Linked DNA regions of Homo sapiens: regions 1, 3 and 4 are each linked to region 2. Evidence: chromatin loops called from intact Hi-C (ENCODE). Cell type or tissue: dorsolateral prefrontal cortex. All regions are shown on one strand. Links, peaks and the distances in the headings refer to the core of each region. The heading gives the core; the rest is flanking DNA. Region 1 overlaps XYLT1 (xylosyltransferase 1). Region 2 has its middle 480 kb from the start of NPIPA7. Region 3 overlaps XYLT1 (xylosyltransferase 1). Region 4 has its middle 410 kb from the start of XYLT1.

Region 1 (5,000 bases), core at 1-5,000, 550 kb before region 2:
CTGTGAGAACAAACTGCACCTCACCAGGATCTTCAACCCCAGGAGCTGTGCGGAGCGTTTTTGGGGGCCATTTTGGGGCTCAGAGAAGGAGTTGTAGGTATACTTCTTACACATGCCCTTCAAATCAAGTTGATATGAGGTTCTGGACACTCGCTAATTAAAACATGAATATTGCAATGTGGAAGATCTTGTTCCCCCTTTTATGCCCCCTCTTGCCCCACCAAGAAGTTTAAATGGGCTTTCTGAAAATGTGCCCAGAGAAAGACAACATCCTTTTCACCTTAGGCCTCCGGGCCACCTAGTGATGGGCAGCCGGATTGTGAGTCAGCAGTAGAATTTGAGAGTTAGCAGCTGAATTAACTGTGTCCATCAGTCAGTAAGGTAACTCTGTTGCTCATCAGAGGCCTTCAGGGCACCGGAGTTTCTTCTTGGACAGTTTCCGGAGCCCCTGACTGTGGTTTAAAACCAGGTAGGCATCTGGTCATTCTCCCACGATGAAGGTGAAGCCGAATGTACCACAACTGCTCTTGTTGAACTACAACTATTAAGAGATCAGAGGTCCCAGAAAAGTCACCCTCTTGATCAGTGACCCCCAAACTCAGAGGCAACCAAGGGGTGTTTTCAGCTGCTGTTTGGAAGTGATTGTTCTCAATTCATTGTTATGAGGCCCCATTGTCACAGCCAAAAGACTTCTTCAAAAAATAATAAACTGCCTATTCGTTGGGAGAAATGACAGAGAATACCGTCTAAGCAATTTTTTTTAGTGACTGGGCATTTTTTTAGCAGCCCAAGGTGATAGTAGCAGCATTCCTTGTAGAATGACACAATACAATGAAATTTAGATATAATTAATTAATTAGGGAGCAAATTGTATTAAGTAGGTAGCTCTTTGCTTTAATGGCAGCTTATGAAGAAACTACCACCATGAAGGGGGTTATAATGTTATTTTAGCTTTTATTATCAACATCAACAATAGCAACTGATACTTTTGTACAAACTCATATTACAAGTACTATGTTCAGTCCTTGGTTTAAATTGACTTCTGTAAGTTTCACAACTGGCCCATGAGGTGGGTGCTGTTATGAATAATATTCTCAGATGGGAGTTGAATAATTTGCCCAAGGTCTTCCAGCAAGTAAGGGCTGGGGAGCAGGGTTCAGACCCAGGCAGGCAGGTTCGAGGGCCCCGGTTCTTTACTGCTGGATGTGTTAACACACCTGTTTATTAGACCATTGACAGCAATCTGTAAAATATGCAAGAAGCCTGGTGCTAATGAAAGTAATGGCAGGCTGCTGGGCATGGTGGCTCACGCCTGTAATCCCAGCACTTTGGGAGGCTGAGGTGGACAGATGGCTTGAGGTCAAGAGTTTGAGACCAGCCTGGCCAACGTGGTGAAACCCTGTCTCTACTAAAAATACAAAATTAGCCGGGCATGCTGATATACGCCTGCCATCCAAACTATTCAGGAGGCTGAGGCAGGATAATCGCTTGAACCTAGGAGGCAGAGGTTGCAGTGAGCCAAGATCACACCACTCCAGCTTGGGCCGCAGAGTGAGATTCCATCTCAAAAAAAAAAAAAAAAAAAAGTAATGACAGGTGATATGGTTTGGCTGTGTCCCCACCCAGATCTCATCTTGAATTGTAACTCCCACAATTCCCATATGTCGTGGGAGGAACCCAGTGGGAGGTGATTTAATCATGGGGGTGAGTCTTTCCTGCGCTGTTCTCGTGATAGTGAATGAGTCTCATGAGATCTGATGGTTTTGAAAAGGGAAATTTCCCGCACAAGCTCTCTCTTCCCTTGTCTGCTGCCATGTGAGATGTGCTTTTCATCTTCTGCCATGGTTGTGAGGCCTCTCCAGCCACATGGAACTGTGAGACCAATAAACCTCTTTTTGTAAATTGCCCAGTCTCGGATGTGTCTTTATCAGCAACGTGAAAACAAACTATTACAACAGGCAGTGGAGAATCAAAGCTTAATGTACCCGCTTTTCTCTCTATGCACTTATGGCTCTAATACACCTTTTGTATCAATACTTTTGGATTTCCTGAAAGAGCAAGTTATGTGGGGAAACTAGCCTGGTACAGAATCCATTCTGGCAAAAGGGGCAGCCAGCAGCGGTCAAGGATTTGGGTCTGTGCCTGGTGGTGGCAGTGTGAACTCATTAGCAGCAGGGACAGGGTCTGTGCTGGTCAGTGTCCGTGTGGTTGGGACATGATCACCCACAGCAGAGCCTCCACATTTGGCTTTGGTTGTCCAAGCATCCTATACATCATCTTGCATTATTCAGGACATTCTTTTTATGCCTGAACTGGGCAGCATGGAGTCTTTTGTTTGCAACCATAAAACTCGGTCATACACACACCCTAAAAATGTGTCTCAGCTGGGTGTGGTGGCTGACACCTGTAATCCCAGCACTTTGGGAGGGCAAGGCAGGTGGATCACTTGAGGTCAGGAGTTCGAGACCAGCATGGCCAACATGGTGAAACCCCATCTCTACTAAACATACAAAAATTAGTCGGACGTGGTGGCGGGCACCTGTACTCCCAGCTACTCGGGAGGTTGAAGCAGGAGAACCACATGAACCCGATAGGCAGAGGTTGCAGTGAGCCGAGATCACGTCACTGCACTCCAGCCTTGGCAACAGAGTGAGACTCCATCTAAAAAAAAAAAAAAAAAAAAAAGTGTCTCAATACTTCAAAACCAACTTGGGTAATGTTAATGGACTTTCTTTCTCAAATGTGTGGCCACCCCCATCTTTTCTCCTGGCAAAAGGAACTAGGAAGATCGCTGTGGTTCAAGATCAATATTATGCACATCATTGCTGAAATATGCACATCATTGCTGATTGGCTTATGCATGAGGAGCCTGGAGGAACTGTCGAGAAATAGCAGGTCCAAGCTGCTAGGACTTTTGTGTTCTTGGGTCTAATGTGTTTATTTCAGTTCCTCCTTGCCTTCAAACTGCCGGCCTCTCTCAAATCCCTTCTTATTTTCTGCTTTCCAGTAAACTTCAAAATAGAACTGAATTGCAAGTTGGAGCTTGACCTGTTACTCTTTCTAGCGTCGAAGGAGGAGGTTCTGGTACACTTTGGCAGCTTCCTGCTCCTTCTGTTCACTTTTAGAAGGTGGTGGCTCTGAAAAAGGTCTTTGTAATTTGCATCTTTTTTCCCCTGACTAAGGCCTTCTTCGGTTTTGACACGTGTCATTATGGGCACATTGTTTGGACCAGTTTCTAGAGCCTCATTTGGGTTCTCAACGCTGTCTAAATCTGGCCTTTGCGCTCAGAACAGACCTGGGAATGTCACACAAAGTCCTTCTGATGCCACCCCCACCAATATCTAACACTCGTTACTCTTTTTTTTTGTTTTGTTTTGTTTTTTGAGATGGAGTTTCACTCTTGTTGCCCGGGCTGGAGTGTAATGGTGCGATCTCTTGGGTCACCGCAACCTCAGCCTTCTGGGTTCAAGCGATTCTCCTGCCTCAGCCTCCTGAGTAGTTGGGATTATAGGCCTGTGCCAGCACGCCCAGCTAATTTTTGTATTTTTATTACAGATGGGGTTTCTCCATGTTGGTCAGGCTGGTCTCAAACTCCTGACTTCAGGTGATCCGCCGGCCCTGGCCTCCAAAAGTGCTGGGATTATCGGCCTAAGCCACCATCCCCGGCCTATTCTTTTAGCACCTAGAAGCACATCAACCAAGGATATTGTGGTGCTAGGCAACGAGGCTTGAATACACTGGAGGAATTTTTCCAGTTTGAAGCTGGAACTAGTTAGGAAATTTAGGAGTGAGCAATTGTTAAGTATCCAAGCACAAAACTCAGGAGTGAGTCTGAGCCATGAGAAAGCTGATACTGACTTTAGAAGATCAATATTGTGATATTCCCAGGGCTTTGCCTCTTAGATTTCATGAGAATTTATAATATGTTCACACTCAATGATTGCTTACCAAGCGTATGTCACTGCACTTACTTAGCATGCACTTTGAAAAGCAAAACATCATTTATTCCTTAAAAAGAACTCGGTGTTGTACCCATTTTCCAGGGCAGGTGATTGAGGCTCTGAGAGGCTATCATCGTATATTTTGTATTACTATAAAGGAATATCTGATGCTGGGTAGTTTATAAAGAAAGAAAGTTTATTTGGTTTGTGATTCTGATGGCTGGTAAGTTCAAGATTAGGCATCTGCATCTGGCGAGGGCCTCCGACAGCTTCACTCACAGTGGAAGGTGAAGGGGAGTTGGCATGTGCAGATATTACAGGTAAGCAAGAAAGCAAGAGAGAGGGAGGGGAAGGCCAGACTGTTTGTAAACATCCAGCTCTTGCAGAACTAATAGAAGGAGGGTATTGATCTATTCATGAGGGATCCACCCTCAAAACCCAAACACCTCCCATTAGACCCCACCTCCAACACTGGGGATCAAATTTCAACATGCGGTTTGGAGGGGACACACATCTAAGCCATAGCAGAGGCCAAGTTACTTGCTCAGGGGCACATAGCCAGAAGGTAGAAGGCCCTGGGTTAGAATGCAGACCTGCCTGAATCCCAAGGCCATACTCTTCCTTGAACACCATGCAGTGGTTATTTTAGTAGGGGTCACACAGATGGGTGGGGAGCAGGCAGAGAAATAAACAAAGAGACTGAGTGCTGCTGTCTCATGCCTATAATCCCAGCACATGGGAGGCTGAGCAGGAGGATCAGTTGAGCCCAGGAACGCATGTCCATACTGGGCAACATAGCAAGACCCCATCTCTATAAAATATATAGAGGATTTATAATGTGTCCACATTTAGTGATTGCTAACCAAGCGTATGTCACTGGGCTTAGCAGGCACTTTGAAAAGCAAAATATCTCTTATTCCTTAAAAATAACGCTGTGTTATACCCCTTATATATATACACATATATATAAATTTTTAAAATAAGAATAAATAGGCTGGACGCAGTGGCTCCTGCCTGTAATCCTAGCACTTTGGGAGGCCGAGGCAGGCAGATCACCTG
Region 2 (5,746 bases), core at 404-5,403:
CAATCAAACGATACCACCTATTAGCAGAGCAGGTGACATAAGGAAAGCCAATGAGGTTCTTCCACCCTGGTCTTCAAATCTGGAGCACAAATTACATGAGGATGAAAGGTGCTTAGGCCTCTGTCACCCTTGACAGCATTCTGGAAGGAGAGCCACAAATCCCTCCTGCCAAGATCCCTGGAGCAGCTCTGACTCCCGATGTTGCTGAAGGCTGTGTATTCATCAGCTTCCTGGTGTCCTCACCAATGCCCTTTCGCTATTGTTTAAGTCAGAGTTGATTGCTGCAACTTGTCCTGATAAAAGTGAATAAAATTAACCTTTAGCAAACTTGTCTCCAGATAGAACTTGCCCAGCTCCATTAATTGGGTATCAAAGGATGCAGTTATGCACATCTTGATTCATTTAAAGCTATCGGACTTAGGAAAATGTCAGCTATTAACAAAGGAAGCAAATCTTGAGATGTTTCCCATTCCCCTTGGAATTCACCGTTGAGTCTTAATTTCAAGACCTTGCATATTAGCTAGCTATTGTTGCATAATGAACCACCCTGAAATTCAGTGGGTTAAACAGTAAGAATCTGGAGCTAGGCATGGTGGCTCACGCCTGTAATTCCAGCCCTTAGGGAGGCCAAGGTGGGCGGATCACGAAGTCAGGGGTTCAAGTGAAAGCCTGTCTCTACTAAAAATACAAAAATTAGCTGGGCATGGTGGTGGGTGCCTGTAATCTCAGCTACTCAGGAGGCAGGTTGCAGTGAGCCAAGATCGTGCCACTGTACTCCAGCCTGGGTAAAAGAGCGAAACTCCATCTCAAAGGAAAAAAAAAAAAAAAAAAAGTACGAATCTGTTATCTCCCAGGAAACTATGGATTACCTGGGTGGGTTTTCTTATCTCAGCTAGGGTCTGCAGTCCATGGTCCTCGGTCAGTAGATAGTTTTACTCTAGGCTGGACTGTATCTTGCAATTTTTAGCAATTGTATTTTTAGCATAGACAGGGTAGGGCAGTTTGCCTGTTGTACACGTGGTGTCTCATCCTCCAGCAGATTAGCCCAGGCTCACGCACACAGGAGAGCAGGGCTCGGAAGGAGACAACAGAACTGTGCAAAGCCTCTGAGGCCTAGACTTGGTGCTACCAATTCTGCAGATTCTGCTGAACAAAGCAAGACACAGGCTAGCCGTGATTCAAAGAGTGAGGAACAGACTCCATGTCTTGATAGCAGGAGCTGCAAAGTGATATTGCAATGGCCAGGGGGGACATGGAGGAGAATTTGGGCTATTTTTGCCAGCAATCTACCATACCATGTAAAATTTGTCACGTAGATTGATAAAATAGTCACCCGGAGGTGTTTAGTTACTTGTGCAAAGTCACACATTGTTTTAGAGCCGGGCTTCCTCACCTCAGGACTATTGACATGTTAGACGGGATCATTATGTGCTTGGTGGGAGGGGGTGGCCCTGTGCATTGTAGGATGTTTTGCCACATCCCTGGCCTTTACCCAGGAGATGCTAATATAACCCGCCCCCAACTTATGACAACCAAATATGTCTCCAGACATTACCTAATGTCCCCTGGGGTGCAACCTCCTCTACCCCCAGACTGGTCTAGAGCCAGGAATTCTACATTCCCCTCCACCCAATACTGGACTCTTCTTGAGAAAATAATTCTCAACAGAATTCAAACTGAGAAGGGGGTACAATTATCACTACAGTTTAGAGGAGACAAGACCAGCTCCCTCTCTCTCCTCTCTATCCTTCTTTATTTGTTCTGTCTGGTTCTCCATGCATCTGAACCTAAACTGTCTTAAAAGGTTCCCCCCAACCTCTACACTTCACACGTGGTACCCCAAGCTTCCCTCCCTCCCTGTCTCCACCACTCACTCACATTGCCAATCCGAACTAGTTCCCGGCAACAGGAAACATTCACCCTACAAGATATTAGTAGGCCCGTTTTCAATCTCAGTTAACTTTTACAGCAGTTTCTCCCATTTGCCAGGTGCCCTGGCTGAATGTGAAAGCATTTGCTGTTTCCTTCACTGGATATTTTTCATCCCATGTCAATTAGCATGATGAAGGGAATCTAATAATGATGTATGGGCTGTGCTGGTGCGGCCGGCGCCAATGGCCCTGCAAGGAGGGTGGATTGTTAAGTGCAGCTCAGCCTCAGGCCTGACCTGCCCTGGATGCCCCAGGACCTGAGTTCCCCAGGTTTCTTGACGGTGCCCAATGATTCACTTCTAGATGCAATTTGACATCCTCCCATCCCAAAAACAAACAAAAAACAACAACAAAAGACAAGAAGAACTTTTGTATCCAAGGAGGTCAGAGCTAATAGAGGTTGAGAGATCATTCTATCCAACCTCCTATACATAAACCAACTTGACCCCAGAAAGGTCAATAGGCTTGTCCAAAGTCAGCCAGTGAATTAAGACCTAATCCAAATGTAAAATTTGGATTTTCTGACTCCCAGCTCAATAATTTTTTATACTTTGTTTTCTGCTTTCAAAACACCTACTTTTTTTTTTCTTTCTAGCCTCTATTTTCCTAGCCACCATCTCTTTTTTCTTTTTTTTTTTTTTTTTTTTTTTGGTTGAGATGTAATCTCACTCTGTTGCCCAGGCTGGAGTGCAGTGGTGTGATCTCAGCTCACTGCAGCCTCCACCTCCTGGGTTCAAGCAATTCTCCTGCCTCAGCCTCCCGAGTAGCTGGGATTACAGGTATGCCCCACCACGCCTGTCTAATTTTTGTATTTTTAGTAGAGACAGAGTTTCACCATGTTGGCCAGGCTGGTCTCGAACTCCTGGCCTCAAGTGATCCACCCAACTGGGCCTCCCCAAAGTGCTGGGATTACAGGTGTGAGCTACCATGCCAGGTCCCCAAGCTACCTTATTCTTAATTGAGACTTAACAGGTATTGAGGGCTTTACAGAAAGAGAACTCTGGGTTACAGGACTCAGTCTCTTCCTGCAGGGATCTCACGATCTAATTTGGGGACGGGGGAGGAGGAGAAAACAGGTGCAAACATAACCAACACACATGTCAGAACTTGTTCAGTCCAAGAGCCACTACAGGTTCACTCCATGTCACAGTGTGGGCATGACTTTTGCCCTCTGCAGGTGTCACTGAAAACAAAATCAATTCATCTTCAGCCCTAGGCCAGAGGGATGGTACGAACCAGGGCCCAGGATTGGAACATTGAGCATTAATTTCTGCAGCCTGCCCTGGGGACAGGAAATTCTGATAAATTCAGAAGCAGCGACATCTGGTGGTCCTGTGGGAGAGCAAGCGCGCCTCCCCAGACGAAATTTTCCCAGAGCCTCCTCAGATAGTTTCTGGCTAAAAAGTGAGCTGGCTCCATAGAATGACCCTATTCATGTAACATGGAAATACTAGATAGAGTTGCAGAGAAATGTATAATGATATTTCAAGGAAAAGGTTCAGCAACATGTTAAAAGAGGTATCTCTGAGTGATTTATTTCAACTGATAAAGTATTTTGTACTTTGTACCGCTTTGTATCATTTCATTTTTTAAAGCAATGAACATACATCTTTTTAACCAATAAAAACAATAAAAAATTATAGTCATTTTGGAAGGGAAGAAATTAATGGACAGACCCTAAGGGCGTCTCAATCCAGAATAAATTATTAAGCTACTCTTTTGTGCTGGCTAACTTTTGCACAGGAATAAAAGCAGGTCAAAATGAAACTTACAGGGTAGCCTTGAAGAGGATAAACAAGACAGAGATATCACACGAGGACAAGAATAATAGCCAGATCAGTAAATATAAAAACACCTTATTGATGGATACCCCATTTACCTTGATGTGTTTATTCCACATTACATGCCTGTATCAAAATATCTCACTTACCCCATATATATATACACCTACTATGTACTCACAAAAATTAAAAAATAAAAATAAACGCCTTATGAAATGCCAAGTAATTTACAAAGTACTTTAATGATCCTGTAACTTGTAAGACGCTTATACCCATGGCGTGGAGAGATGCCCACAAATCATGTTCTCGTCTCTGTTTGAGCCAGGCTTAAGCTATATCAACTACTGCAATAGTAATAAAACTAAAATTGATTGAATAGTTTCAATGTCAGGCACCGTGCCAAGAGCACTCTGTGCGTTATCCCATTTCATCTTCACAACAACCCCATGGAGTCAGTAATATTATGATCCATTAATAGATGGTGTTACTGAAACTCAGACAGCTGACATCTCACCCATTAACTCATAAGACCCATGAGACTAAACACAATATCATATTTGGCTGTACATCCCCAGTACCCATATGGTGATTCCTGGGTGGATGAATGGATGTATACACGGTGTGTTGGGAAAGGCACAAAACCATGAGGGTAAAAAAATGAAATTTCTGTTGAAATGAGCCTTTACTGAGCACCTACAATGTACCACACAGGCTGGTAGGTGCAGAGTTAAAAGATGTGTAAGAACAAGTCCCATGGTGTTGCATTCATTGAGAAAGAGACCCTAGACAAGGGTCACTTTTATGCCGGGGATCTGAATTCTATTATTATTATTGTCATTATATCATTAGGATCACAATAGAAAACAGAGGAAATGTTCATTTGGCACAATTGGAAGAGTTTGTTACTAATTTCAAAGCTGGAAAGGTGAAGTTTGGTGATGCTCAAACATGAGCGTGCTTCAGAATCACCTAGACCTAGAGATCTGGTCAAAATGCAGACTGCGGAATCAACCCAAATGTCCATCAATGATAGACTGGATCAAGAAATTGTGGTACATATACACCATGGAATACTATGCAGCCATAAAAAGGAATGAGATTATATCCTTTGCAGGGACTTGGATGGAGCTGGAAGCCATTATCCTCAGCAAACTAATGCAGGAACAGAAAACCAAACACTGTATGTTCTCAGCTAGAAGTGGGAGCTGGACAATGAGAACACATGGACACAGGGAGGGGAACAACACACACTGGGGCCTGTCAGGGGTGGGCTAGGGGAAGGGAGAGCATTAGGAAAAATAGCGAATGCATGCTAGGCTTAATACCTAGGTGATGGGTTGACAGGTGCAGCAAACCACCATGGTACATGTATACCAATGTAACAAAAACTGCATATCCTGCACATGTACCCCAGAACTTAAAATAAAAATAAAAATTAAAAACAGATGCAGACTGCTGGGCCCCACCCCTAATTTCAAGCTCAGAAGGGCTGGGAGGTAGCCCCAAGTCTGCAATTTTAATGTGTTTCCAGGTGATGCCAATCTCCCGCAAGGGAACCACTGCAAGGGTGAGAGCAGTCACCCGAGGCCAGCAGCAGTGGAGGAGCTGCCACTGCCTCCAAGCTTGGGGGAACAAGGACAGGGAATAGTTGCCAAGACCTGGAAAGAGGGAGTCGTGTAGGTACAGAAGGCCACTAGAAAGGAGCAGGCTTTTGGTGGAGGAACACAATCCGGCGGAGACCACCTTTAGGGGATGAACACTGCAGCCTCCCACTCCTGCCTCACTCCTCCCTCCTCTCTCCTTTCTCCTCCTAATTGGTCAAACCCAGCCAGAGGTGATGACGTTCCAATGACTCCATCTGCCATGGAAGGAACAAGGTGGAGGTGGGTGAAGAGCACATCCAGGGGATGGATGGAACATAATTGACCCACATGTGTTGAATTTAAAGTATCAGTAGGGGTTGGGCACAGTGACTCACACCTGTAATCCCAGTGCTTTGGAGTGGGGTCCCTCTTTGGCGGGCCGACGCAGGAT
Region 3 (5,000 bases), core at 1-5,000, 270 kb before region 2:
GCTAGTCTGGAAGCAGAATCCCTGCATGTATCCCCAGTAGACAGTGCAGTGCCTGCCACTTGGAAGGCAAATGTCGTTCCATAATAATTACAGTTGCAGGCTTCCTAGAATGTATAAGGTAAATGATCTTACAGGAAATTCCAAAAGACACCCCCAATTTATCTAGGGTTGTTGAAGGTTGCTCCCTAGTATTCATTTTGGAATGAAGTGAGCCGTCACGTTGCCTCGAGCCAGGAATCCTCTGGTATCCACCTCGTTTTTTATTGTAATGGAACTGTGGTGCCTTGCTGTGGGCAAAGCCAATGTATTTATGAATAGGAGCCTGAAAATAAATCAGGACAAAAGACCCTTATCCCAAAAGGCAGAAGAGAATGGATTCCTAGCCCCGGGGCATGTGGGGAAACAGCAAGTGAAAACTTTAACAGTCTCATTTTATCTGGGTATTTTAGGCAAATTGTGCCTTTCCAGTCTATAATATAACCTTTCATTAAATAATGTTTATTGATTTTTTTTTCTCATTATAAACTAACACATATGCATTGCAGAAGTTTCTGAAATGGCAGGTTGAGAGAATCAGAGTAAAGTTTGCATATAATCTACCATCCAGAAATAAGGATGTCAGCATTTTATTGCAGGTCCCCAAATGCCCTCCGGGGCAGGCACGAAGCACTAGAATCACTCAGTGTGCCCCCTGCAGGGTGGGCTGACCATGGGAACCTGGAGGTCCATGGAGCTGAACCCCAGTACATTCCGTGGGAATGCAGATGGAGTTGCCAACCAAATCTCCTAATTTTTTTTAGTGCTCATCGTATTTAAATAAGAAAGAAAAACAGCTTTGGGCCAAACGAATACTTCGGTTGCATTCCTGTAGATGATGATTGGTTGTGCGGCATCTTGATTATTTTTCTGTTTTGAGACATTAACAGTTTTCATTACTTAGATACCAAATACAGTCAGGATGAGGCATCAGAGGGCTTTTGTGCTCACTCCTTGGTTACAGGGACTGTAGATGTAACTTGAGGTTCAAGAGAAAATCCTTCTAGAATTTTCACTCCTTCAATAAGTACTGATTGAGTAGCTATCGTGTGTCAGCCTGTGTGTTAGGCACGGAGAATTCAGCCTTGATCCAGGCGGACCAGGCCTGTGAACTCAAAGCCCTCCCATTCTAGTGTGCAGACAGACAGTACCTAAGCACAAGTAAACCAGAATATAAGATCAATAAGGGTAAATGCTGTGCAAAAAATGAAGATAAAGTCATGTGAGAGTGACAAGTCAGAGGCAGCAATGAGGAAGGAAGTGGTGGATTAGGGTAGCAGGAAACAAAAGGGGGCTAGAGAAAGCGGTAGGGCTTTGTGGACCAGGTAAGGAGTTTGGATTTTACTGAAAGCATGAAGCAAAGTGCTTGTGGCATTTAAGTGAGGGACGATGGACGTGGCTACTATGGGAACAGGTTATAGTGGGCAAAAGTAAGAGAGGGTGACAATTAAGGAAGCTCCTGCAGAGGCCCAGGTATAAAAGGATGGTGGCTTTGACCGGGATTCTGGCAGTGTGTAAGGAGAATAGAGGATGGAAGGGGCCAGGTGTGATGGCTGACACCTGTAATCCCAGCTACTCGGGAGGCTGAGTCAGGGAGAACTGCTTGAACCCGGGAGGCAGAGGTTGCAGTGAGCCAGTTTCACGACACTGCACTCTAGCCTGGGTGACAGAGACTCCATCTCAAAAAATATAAAGAAGGTGAAGGGAGGCAAGTAATCAAAGATTGACTTCTAAATTTTTTGGACTGCTGCTTTCTGGAAACACTCTCTTCCTTTGACTCCCGTAACAGCAAATTCTCCTGCTTTACCCACCTCACAGAACACACACTGGCAGTGCTTTGTCTATTGTCACGATAACACTGTGAAACAAACAACTCCCAAATCAGTGTTTTGAAACAATATGCATTCATGTAATGCTCAAGTTCGCAGATCAGCTGGACAGTTTTCCCAGTATGGGCAGGCCTTGCTCCCCTATCTGCAGCCAACTGCAAGTCGGGAGGTGGCTCTGTGGTCCTTGGCTGGGAATAGTTGCCTGAGCCTAGGATGGCTTCAGCTGGGACAACTGGCGTAGCTCTGCTGTTTCAAATGTCTCCTTCTCCAGCAAGCTAGCCCAGGCATGCTCTCATGGTGACCTCAAAAGAGCAAGAAAGCAAACAGAAATGTGCAAGGCATCTTGAGGCCCTGGCTCAGAACTGACGTGACAGCCCTTCTACCACTTTCTGTTGTCCAAAGAAGATTCCAGAGGTAGAAAAATAGGTTCTGCCTCCCGGGTACAAGGAAACTTGCAAAGTCACATGGAAGAAAGCATAAGATAAAGGAGATGGGAGATTTGGGACATTAATGCAGGTGACCACTGGCTCTTTCATGACTATCTTTGCTGTCCAATACGGTAGCCACAAGTGGCTACTTCAGTGTAAATTAACTAAAACTAAATACAATTTAAAATTCAGTTCCTCAGTCACATTGGCCATATTTCAAGGGCTGAACAGTCACACTTTGCTAGTGGGTTGGGAGACAGCTTTCCCAAAGTCTCACAAATCATCACTAAAGAACTTACTCATGCAACCAAACACCACCTGTTCCCCAAAATCCTATGGAAATAAAAAGCTTTTGGCCTGGCGCAGTGGCTGACACCTGTAATCCCAGCACTTTGGGAGGCCGAGGCGGGCGGATCACTTGAGGTCAGGAGTGAGTTTGAGACCAGCCTGGCCAACATGGTGAAACCCCGTCTCTACTAAAAATACAAAAATTAGCCGGGCATGGTGGCTGATGCCTGTAATCCCAGCTACTCAGGAGGCTGAGTCAGGAGAATCGCTTGAACCCAGGAGGCGGAGGTTGCAGTGAGCCAAGATCATGCCACTGCACTCCAGCCTGGGCAACAGAGTGAGACTCTGCCTCAAAAATAAATAAATAAAATATTTCTGTCATCGCAGGAGGTTTTATGTGATAGCCCTGCCTAGATGTTGCTGCAGTGGTAGAATGACAGCACAGTCGCTGGACTTTCCACTCCCAAAGTCCAGATTTAAAACAGGTTTGCATGAACGGTGAATGCCCAACAAACCATCTGAAGACTGTTCAAGTTTTTTTTTTTTTTTTTTTTTTTTTCTATGCTCCCTGGAAGGCATCCCAGTAACAAGGCAATGATTTCAGGAGATGTGTGAACACAGGAAGGCAGCTTCCCTAACTGTTATAATTGGACATAAAGACTTAAAACTCCAGATCAGGACCAGAGGGAAGGCTGCGTTTAGCTGAGCAGGGACAATGATTTGTGAAATGCTATTATGAAGGACCCACAAGCGCCTTATAAAGCTGTGCAATTTACACATTGCAGAAGCGGCAGCTATTTATCTGACAAGTAGGAAATATACCAAACTGGTCTCCTCCGAGGTACTCCTTTTTTGCCATCTGCTTCCCCCTTTTCTCCGGACATCTCTGCTTCACTTCCCTGCCCTTTTCAGCCAGCAAGTTTTTGTGGATCAAAGACGTGCATTTTAAAACAACAAACCACTTTTGCATGTATGTGCATGTGTGTTTATCTCAGATTGGCAATCATGGTTAAAGATGATAACCAGTGTAAGTGGTAAGGACTGTGAGAGAATAAATCAGTACTTCTGAAACAGTTAAGCTGCAGACACGAAGAGCCTCAGACATTTAAACAGAGAGAGAGACGAATGAAAGGTTTTGCTCAAAGATGTTGAATGCAGCATTGTTTAGAGAAGCAAAAAATTAGAGTTATCATCCAATGCTAGAGAACTTGCTCTATCAAATCTGGTATTAACTATGATGAAACACACCGAGCATCAACACATACAAAATCGTGTCTTCAGAGACTTTTCAAAGATGTGATAATCCTCAGGAAATACTATACAATGAAGACAGAATAATAGCTAGGATAGATAGATGCCAACTATGTAGTATTTATGCAAATAGTATTTATGCAAATAGATGCATAGGAAATAAGGCCGAAGGGAAATCCATCAATATGAGTGTTCACACACCATTTTCACTGCCCGGTACCAAGCACCAGAGGACTCAATATCTGTGAATGGACATTATGTATGGGAAGAGGCATGGAAAGTAGTCATTTCACTTTCTTTGTTGTACTTTCCTACAGTCAGCATGTTTTTCATTCATAATCAGCAGAAGAAAAAAGTATTCATAGTCATTGAGATCATAGATACAGAGGACGCAAGGAAAACAGTAGGCATTGTGCACAATGGGGACTGCTTTAGGAACAAAACTAGCTTGGTGGGTGGGGAGCCTCACTGTGATCCTACACACCTTGGGCCCTAATGCATGAGCGCCTGTGTTTTCAGATACTACCCAATGGGCCACCCAGCATCTGTGCACCTCTACTTCCTTGCTGACCGCTTCCAGGGCTTTCTGATCAAGCATCATGCTACCAATCTGGCTGTGAGCAAACTAGAGACTCTGGAGACCTGGGTGATGCCGAAAAAAGTCTTCAAGATCGCAAGCCCACCCAGTGACTTTGGGAGGCTTCAGTTTTCCGAGGTAAGAGGCCAGGTCTTGTCACATTTCATTGTATTTTGCATTTCCCTCGGCCAGATTCTACTCCACTATCTGACACTTCTAGTTGGAGATGGAGGAGAAGAGGACTTGGAGATCCCTAAAGATAAGCTAACCCTGTGCCCGAAGAAGGTTCTCCGGCCCCAGTCACTGGCACCAGCATCTTAAACAGGGGAGGATCAAACCAACTGGAACACAGTTGTATTTTTTAGGGTAGAATTTCTGCTCCTCTGAATTTTTCCAGTGATGACTCCTAAACCAATGTCAGTAATATTAGTCCCATTTTACCGAATGGAGAACTGAGGCTTATAGAGATCCAAAGATTTTCTGGATTGCTAGGAAGTGGGAGAGCTCAAAATTCAACCTAGGTCTCTTTGGCCACAAATCCTATGCTTAGTTGTGGTTTTGTCTCCACAGTTTTTAGCACACCTGGATTCG
Region 4 (5,746 bases), core at 382-5,381, 200 kb before region 2:
CCTCAAAAACAAAACAAAACAAAACAAAAACAAAACAAAAAACAAAACAAAACAACAAGGTCTTACGGAAAAATGCAGAAATGGGTGACGAATGACAGAATGCTCTGGTGGAAACCAGGAGAGAGTGTGAGCTCTACCCATTGAGCTTCCTTCTGAACCCCAACCTCATTCTTTGCAGAGAATCCTGAGGAACCCTCCCACAGCCGTAAGTATCTGTAGGACAAAAGTGGAAGACCACTGCTGTATGGTCTGCAGGGTATGGGATGTGGGAATAAGACAGGACTGTTTTTTATTTTTTTTATTTTTTAAACAGAGTCTTCCTCTGTCGCCCAGGCTGGAGTGCAGTGGTGCGATCTCGGCTCACTGCAACCTCTGCCTCCCGGGTTCAAACGATTCTCCTGCTTCAGCCTCCTGGGTAGCTGGGATTATAGATGCCTGCCACCAAGAACTGGGCTTTTAAAGCATTTCTTCCTAAGTGTTCTCTCTCTTGAGTTGAAGGGAACCCTTTCGGATTCTTCTCCACTTCTGTGTTTCTGTTTGCGAGCAAACTTACCTGAAAGGATTCTTTTGTATTTCCCTCCTTTTAATTTTTTAGAGACAGGGTCTTGCTCTGTCATCCAGGCTAGGGCACAGTGGCACAATCACAGCTCACTTTAGGCTTTAACTCCTGAAGACAAATAATCCTCCTGCCTCAGTCTCTCCAGTAGCTGGGACAACAAGCACCACCACATCTGGCTTTTTTTTTTTTTTTTTTTTGGAGAGATGGGGGTCTCACTATATTGCTCAGGCTGGTCTCAAACTCCTGGCCTCCAAAAGTACTGGGATTACAGGTGTGAGCCACCACACCTGGCCTGTTTTTCTCTTATCTTCCATTCCCTTCTGTGTCTCTTCCTAATACATTCTCCTACAACCCCCAGAGCCCAGAGGAGTTGAGAGGCAGGGAAGCTTCACAAGTCCAGTGGACATGTGTTGGGGGCATTTCTTCCCGCTTCCGCTCACAACACCTTAGTCATCCTGACAAGTACCGGGACCTTTCTCCTATTCTCAGACTACCATATTCAGATGGTGGTAACTTCGTTCACAACTCCAGGAAGGGGCATGTGACTACCTGGCCAATCAGAGCACCCCACATCCCCTGCCTCGGCTCAGTGATTGGTTTAGTTATGGGGAGGTGCTCCATTCAGAGATGGGACTACTGGGAGATAAGCAGAAGCTTTTCTTGGGGGCTGGAGTGGTGAGGGTACAAGCCTGACTGTCCCAGACTGTGGTGCAGAAGGGATCTACGTCCCAGACAAGCACATCCTCTGGGCTTTGTCACCACCTCATCCCACAGGGTGGGAGGCAGCTGGAGGAAGCCAGGGAACCTGACTGTCCAGTTCCAAGCAAGGTCCTTCACCAGGGTTCCACTCGATCAATATTTGTACAAACATTCTTAAAAAGACATGCCTCCTTAGCATTAAATATATCCAGTTTAGGAATGACAGGAGTGGCCTCTGAAGTCAAGCAGAACTGGTTTCCACTACTCCCGCCTCTGCCATCACAGGCTCTGTGAATTCAGGCAAGTCACTTTATGTCTTAGAGCCTCAGTTTTATCATCAGCAAATCAGGGTAGCATTTTTGTCATAGGTTGTTGTGAGAATTTAATGAGGTCATGAAAGTAATGTGCTTTACCATAACACCTGATTTTACATAAAATGATTAGTTAACATTTTAAAATACATTATTAGCTAAGAAAGAAAAGAAATAGAGAAGAAAAGAGAAGAGAAGAGAAGAGAAGAGAAGAGAGAGATCAAAAGTAGATATCCAGGCTCTAGTACAGTATGAATTTTCCACAGGCTTTTGGTGAATGCTGTAGTAGGTAGGAGAATGCGCAGCCAGTTTATTCTAGCATTTAGAAAGAAAAGGGATTGGGAGATGGGGGACAGTGATGACAGAAATACAGAACTTTAAGAAATGGCTTAAGACCTAGTCTTAAAAGAGCTGCCATTCCTTGACAGTAGCCATTTTACGCTTGACTGTCAGCTTTGACAAGCTGGAAGAGGCCAGTCTTTGCAGCCAGGCAGACAGTGTTGCTATCATATTATCATGCTATAAATTAGTATTTCAACATGAAACCGGTATTGAAATGCAGCTGAAATCAATTCTACCACTCCCTCTTCAGCCTTGTCTTGCAGTTACTGCCCTCTGATTCTTATTGAGCAACCAATGAACCCAACTGGCCTACCCTCCGTTTTTGTTGTCAGCAGGAGAAAAAAATAGGGAGGATTCTGTTGATTCTCAAATAATAACTCAAAACAATGGTATTGCTTGTGCCAGTGACTGGCTTTTTGTTGTTGCCGCTGTTGTTTTATTCTTGGTCATTGTTATTGGCTTCTATAGTAGACTCAAACAGTGTCTGAAATCTCACCCCCTTTTATTTCTCCTCTGCTTTGAAGGGAACCGCTATGCACAGCCCACCAGTGGGAGATCCCCTCCTTCCCCTATCATTTTATGCTACATTACAACAGAAGTTGCATGACTCCAAAGGATGCTTTTGACTTTAAAGTTCTTGTGATCTATTTGTGCAATACACATGTTAAATTAGAAATTCATTTGTCACTCCCAGATAATAATGTTCAGAATGGCGCTTCCTGCATGAATCATTATCTTCGGCCTGGAGTTGTTCTAATTATGAATATGCATGAACCCATAGAGAGGGGAAGAGAGACTTGCACAACCTGTTTCGTGGAGGAGCTTCAGATGGTTCAGCTTAATGTTCTGAGTTCGGGCTTCCAGAGCCAAGCCCAGTGTCTGCCTCACCACCCACAGCTCCTCCAGTCTTCCCAGAACACCTGCTTTCTGTTGACAGCAAGTGCCCTGTGACAGCAGGGAGCCCACGCAGTCAGAAATACGCCACTGCTTGTCCATTCATGGGATGTAAGGTAGACTCTGGGATGTAGAAGAGGGTCAGGAGGCAGCGGAAATGGAAGTGGCCTCACAGTGTCCTTCAGAAATTCCAGCTGGAGAACGGAGAAACCATGTGGAGATGCCTGCTGGCTCTGCCTTCAGGAAGCAGAAATTAGAATAAGCAGTCTAAAGAGTGATTAATTTCAAAGAGACAAATGTGTAAGCTGGCTGTGGTTATGGTGACTGAAGAAAGCTATCCCCATATGAGTGGCTGAATGTCAAATAAAGGAAAAGTGAGAACGTGTCGCTGTAACCGGAGCTTCCCTGGAATGCCATGACGGCTTGGCCACACCTGGATGATGTCATGGACGTAGGTCCCTTTCACAAAATGTAGGGTCCAGTCTCTAAGGCAGAATTTGTTTCCTGCTGTAAAGAATGATTCTTCAGAATATCTCATTCTCTTTGGATGGGTTTCATATTAGATCAAGGAATCTAGATGCTAACGCTCTCCTGTAGCCCTCTGCCACAAGATCATATTTGTTTATCAGCTACTCTGATCCAGGCACAGTGCCAGATATAATTACTCAAAGAAGATGATGTTCTTGCAATATATGAATGCCTCCACTCCCCAGTCAGAGAATCTATTGCTTTGGGAAGGATTGGGATAGTTGCAGCAGAAACACAAAGAGAATGGAGCAATGTCTACTTTTTGATTTCCAAAATAGGCTGTCAATGTCATCATGAGACAATAGTCCAGGCTTTCTTGAGAGAGAAAGGTATATTTCTAAATTCTAAAGCAACCCTTAGAGTTCTGAGCATAGAGACTTTCTACAAGGTGTAGGATAGAGATGATATAGAAGAAGGCAATAGGTCCTACCTGTTACAAAGAAGATAAGTAGTTCCAACCCTGGGTAAGGGGTGGGAGTCCAAAGGGGGAAAACCACAGGAGAAAGAAATTTTGAGGCTGGGCACAGCGGCTGTCACTTGTAATCCCAGCACTTTGGGGGCTGAGGCGGGTGGATCACCTGAGGTCAGGAGTTCAAGAACAGCCTAGCCAACATGGCAAAACCACATCTCTACTAAAAATACAAAAAAATTAGCTGGGCATGGTGGCATGTGCCTGTAGTCCCAGCTACTTGGAAGGCTGAGACACAAGAATTGCTTGAACCTAGGAGGCGGAGGTTGCATTGAGCCAAGATCACGCCATTGCACTCCAGCCTGGGTGACAGAGTAAGACTCCGATTAAAAAAAAAAAGACATTTTGAGAAAGAAAGATGAAGATACTGCTGGGTCCCTCAACCTGAAGTTGGAAACCCCAAATGGTATGACAGAAAGCTGGAATCCAAAAAGAAACTCCTTGCAACATTCCCCAAGCTGGTATGGAATGGCACTGGTCAGACAGCCATGGCTGAGGGACCTCACTGAGTCCCACCTGCTACAGCCTGGTACAGAAAGCCAGGGCTGTCACATACAGCCACATAGGATATGTCCTGCACAACCCTGGACTCCACCACAAAGACCAAAGGCCAGCAAACTTTTTCTGCAAAGGGCCAGACAGTAAATATTTCAGCCTTGCGGGCTATATAACCTTTGTCACCACGATCAACTCTGCCACTGTACTGCAAAAGCAGCCATAGACAATATGTAACTGAGTGGGTGTAGTTCTGTTCCAATAAAACTTTATTTACAAAGTCATGTGACAAGCAACCTTTGGGCCAATGTTTGCCAACCCCAAACATACATTAGGATGTTATGGTGTCTCCCCAACATAGCCATCCTGCAGAAAAACCTAACAAGATTCCCTGCCTCCTTCCTTTTAGAGGGGCTCAGAATTTCTGAGAGAATTGATAGAGCAGAAGAGGCCTGGCTTAGGGTGAGGAGATCACAGAATGAGGTAACCTTAGGACCAGAGCCAATGGCAGAGATCTATAATGTCAGCAGGGGCGATCAGTAACATGCTCAAAAAATATCAGGAAGGAGCAGTTTCTCTGCAGTGGACACCAGTGCAGGGCACTCAGGGTCAAATTGAGACTCAGAATTCTGCAGCAGAGGCCAGAAAGGACGATGTCCAGCACACGGACAGAAACAAACTGTTTTACGAGCTCAGATGTCACCTTCAAGAGACAAAGGAGAAAGAGACCTAGAGAAAGGAAATAATCCTGTGAAAGAATTTGAATGTTTGATTCTTTGCCAAGAATAAATTTACAATGGAAAAAATTATGTAAAACCAGTTTCTCTTGTATATCTGTCCCAGGCAGCAGCAGGAATGGAAACTTAGGGCAAGACAAGATATGTGATGGAAAATTAAAGAAGTCACACAGACCCCTGTTCATCTGATGTCTAGTGAGGATATTCCAAATCTCCTGCATGTGGGGGCTAGTCTAGGGCTTCAAGGGATCCCAGTGCAGTGTATTCCTGCCAGGAAAGGCTAGAACTCTGGCCTTTTTGTGCAAGGCCAATGCTTTTTTATAAGAAGTTTTTATTGTGGTAAAAATATCCTACAAGCTGTACCATATCCTACAAGCTGTAGGATAGAGATGATATCGAAGAAGGATATAGGTCCTCCCCTCTTTTCCCTGTAGGAGGCCGCAGGGGAAAACCACAAGGGAGAGGGAAAAACACATAAAATATAGTTTACCAGCATAACCATTGAAGTATTAAATACCTTAATTTAATTAACCATTGTACAGTTCAGAAGTATTAAATACCTTAATAGGCTGGCCGCGGTGGCTCAGGCCTGTAATCCCAGAACTTTGGGAGGTCAAGGCTTGAGCCCAGGAATTCAAGACCAGCCTAGTCAACATGGCGAAACCCCGTCACTACTAAAAATATAAAAATTATCCAGGCGTGGTGGTGCATG

What was found. A loop is a pair of places that touch in the nucleus more often than their neighbours do. Peaks named below come from ENCODE experiments on the same cell type or tissue, not always from the same donor. Only the 100,000 strongest peaks of a DNase experiment are listed, where the experiment ranks them.
Region 1: a loop joins it to region 2, with 4 times the contacts of the local background. A loop is called at or near these places in 3 of 110 quality-filtered maps.
Region 3: it touches region 2 in a loop (2.8-fold over the local background); 2 of 110 quality-filtered maps call a loop at or near these places.
Region 4: a loop joins it to region 2, with 3 times the contacts of the local background. A loop is called at or near these places in 2 of 110 quality-filtered maps.

What each region holds. Positions count from the first base shown.
Region 1 is chr16:17,407,232-17,412,231 of GRCh38, reverse strand. The region is part of intron 1 of XYLT1 (xylosyltransferase 1); the gene reads left to right. Among named protein-coding and RNA genes, the nearest start is that of XYLT1, 61 kb to the left of the region's middle. In dorsolateral prefrontal cortex, for the core only: a CTCF peak has its summit at 2,139; a DNase peak (open chromatin) is centred at 2,151; H3K27ac peaks cover 1,434 bases.
Region 2 is chr16:16,859,160-16,864,905 of GRCh38, reverse strand. No RefSeq gene overlaps it. Among named protein-coding and RNA genes, the nearest start is that of NPIPA7, 480 kb to the right of the region's middle. In dorsolateral prefrontal cortex, for the core only: CTCF peaks have their summits at 3,058 (motif pointing left) and 3,258 (motif pointing left); a DNase peak (open chromatin) is centred at 3,245.
Region 3 is chr16:17,127,213-17,132,212 of GRCh38, reverse strand. It overlaps XYLT1 (xylosyltransferase 1), which reads left to right. Exons shown (of 12, transcript NM_022166.4): 10 at 4,352-4,547. Among named protein-coding and RNA genes, the nearest start is that of XYLT1, 340 kb to the left of the region's middle. In dorsolateral prefrontal cortex, for the core only: no CTCF peak of the experiment used is centred there; a DNase peak (open chromatin) is centred at 2,045; H3K27ac peaks cover 421 bases.
Region 4 is chr16:17,060,350-17,066,095 of GRCh38, reverse strand. No RefSeq gene overlaps it. Among named protein-coding and RNA genes, the nearest start is that of XYLT1, 410 kb to the left of the region's middle. RefSeq lists an enhancer at 2,546-3,745. In dorsolateral prefrontal cortex, for the core only: no CTCF peak of the experiment used is centred there; a DNase peak (open chromatin) is centred at 2,819; H3K27ac peaks cover 1,268 bases.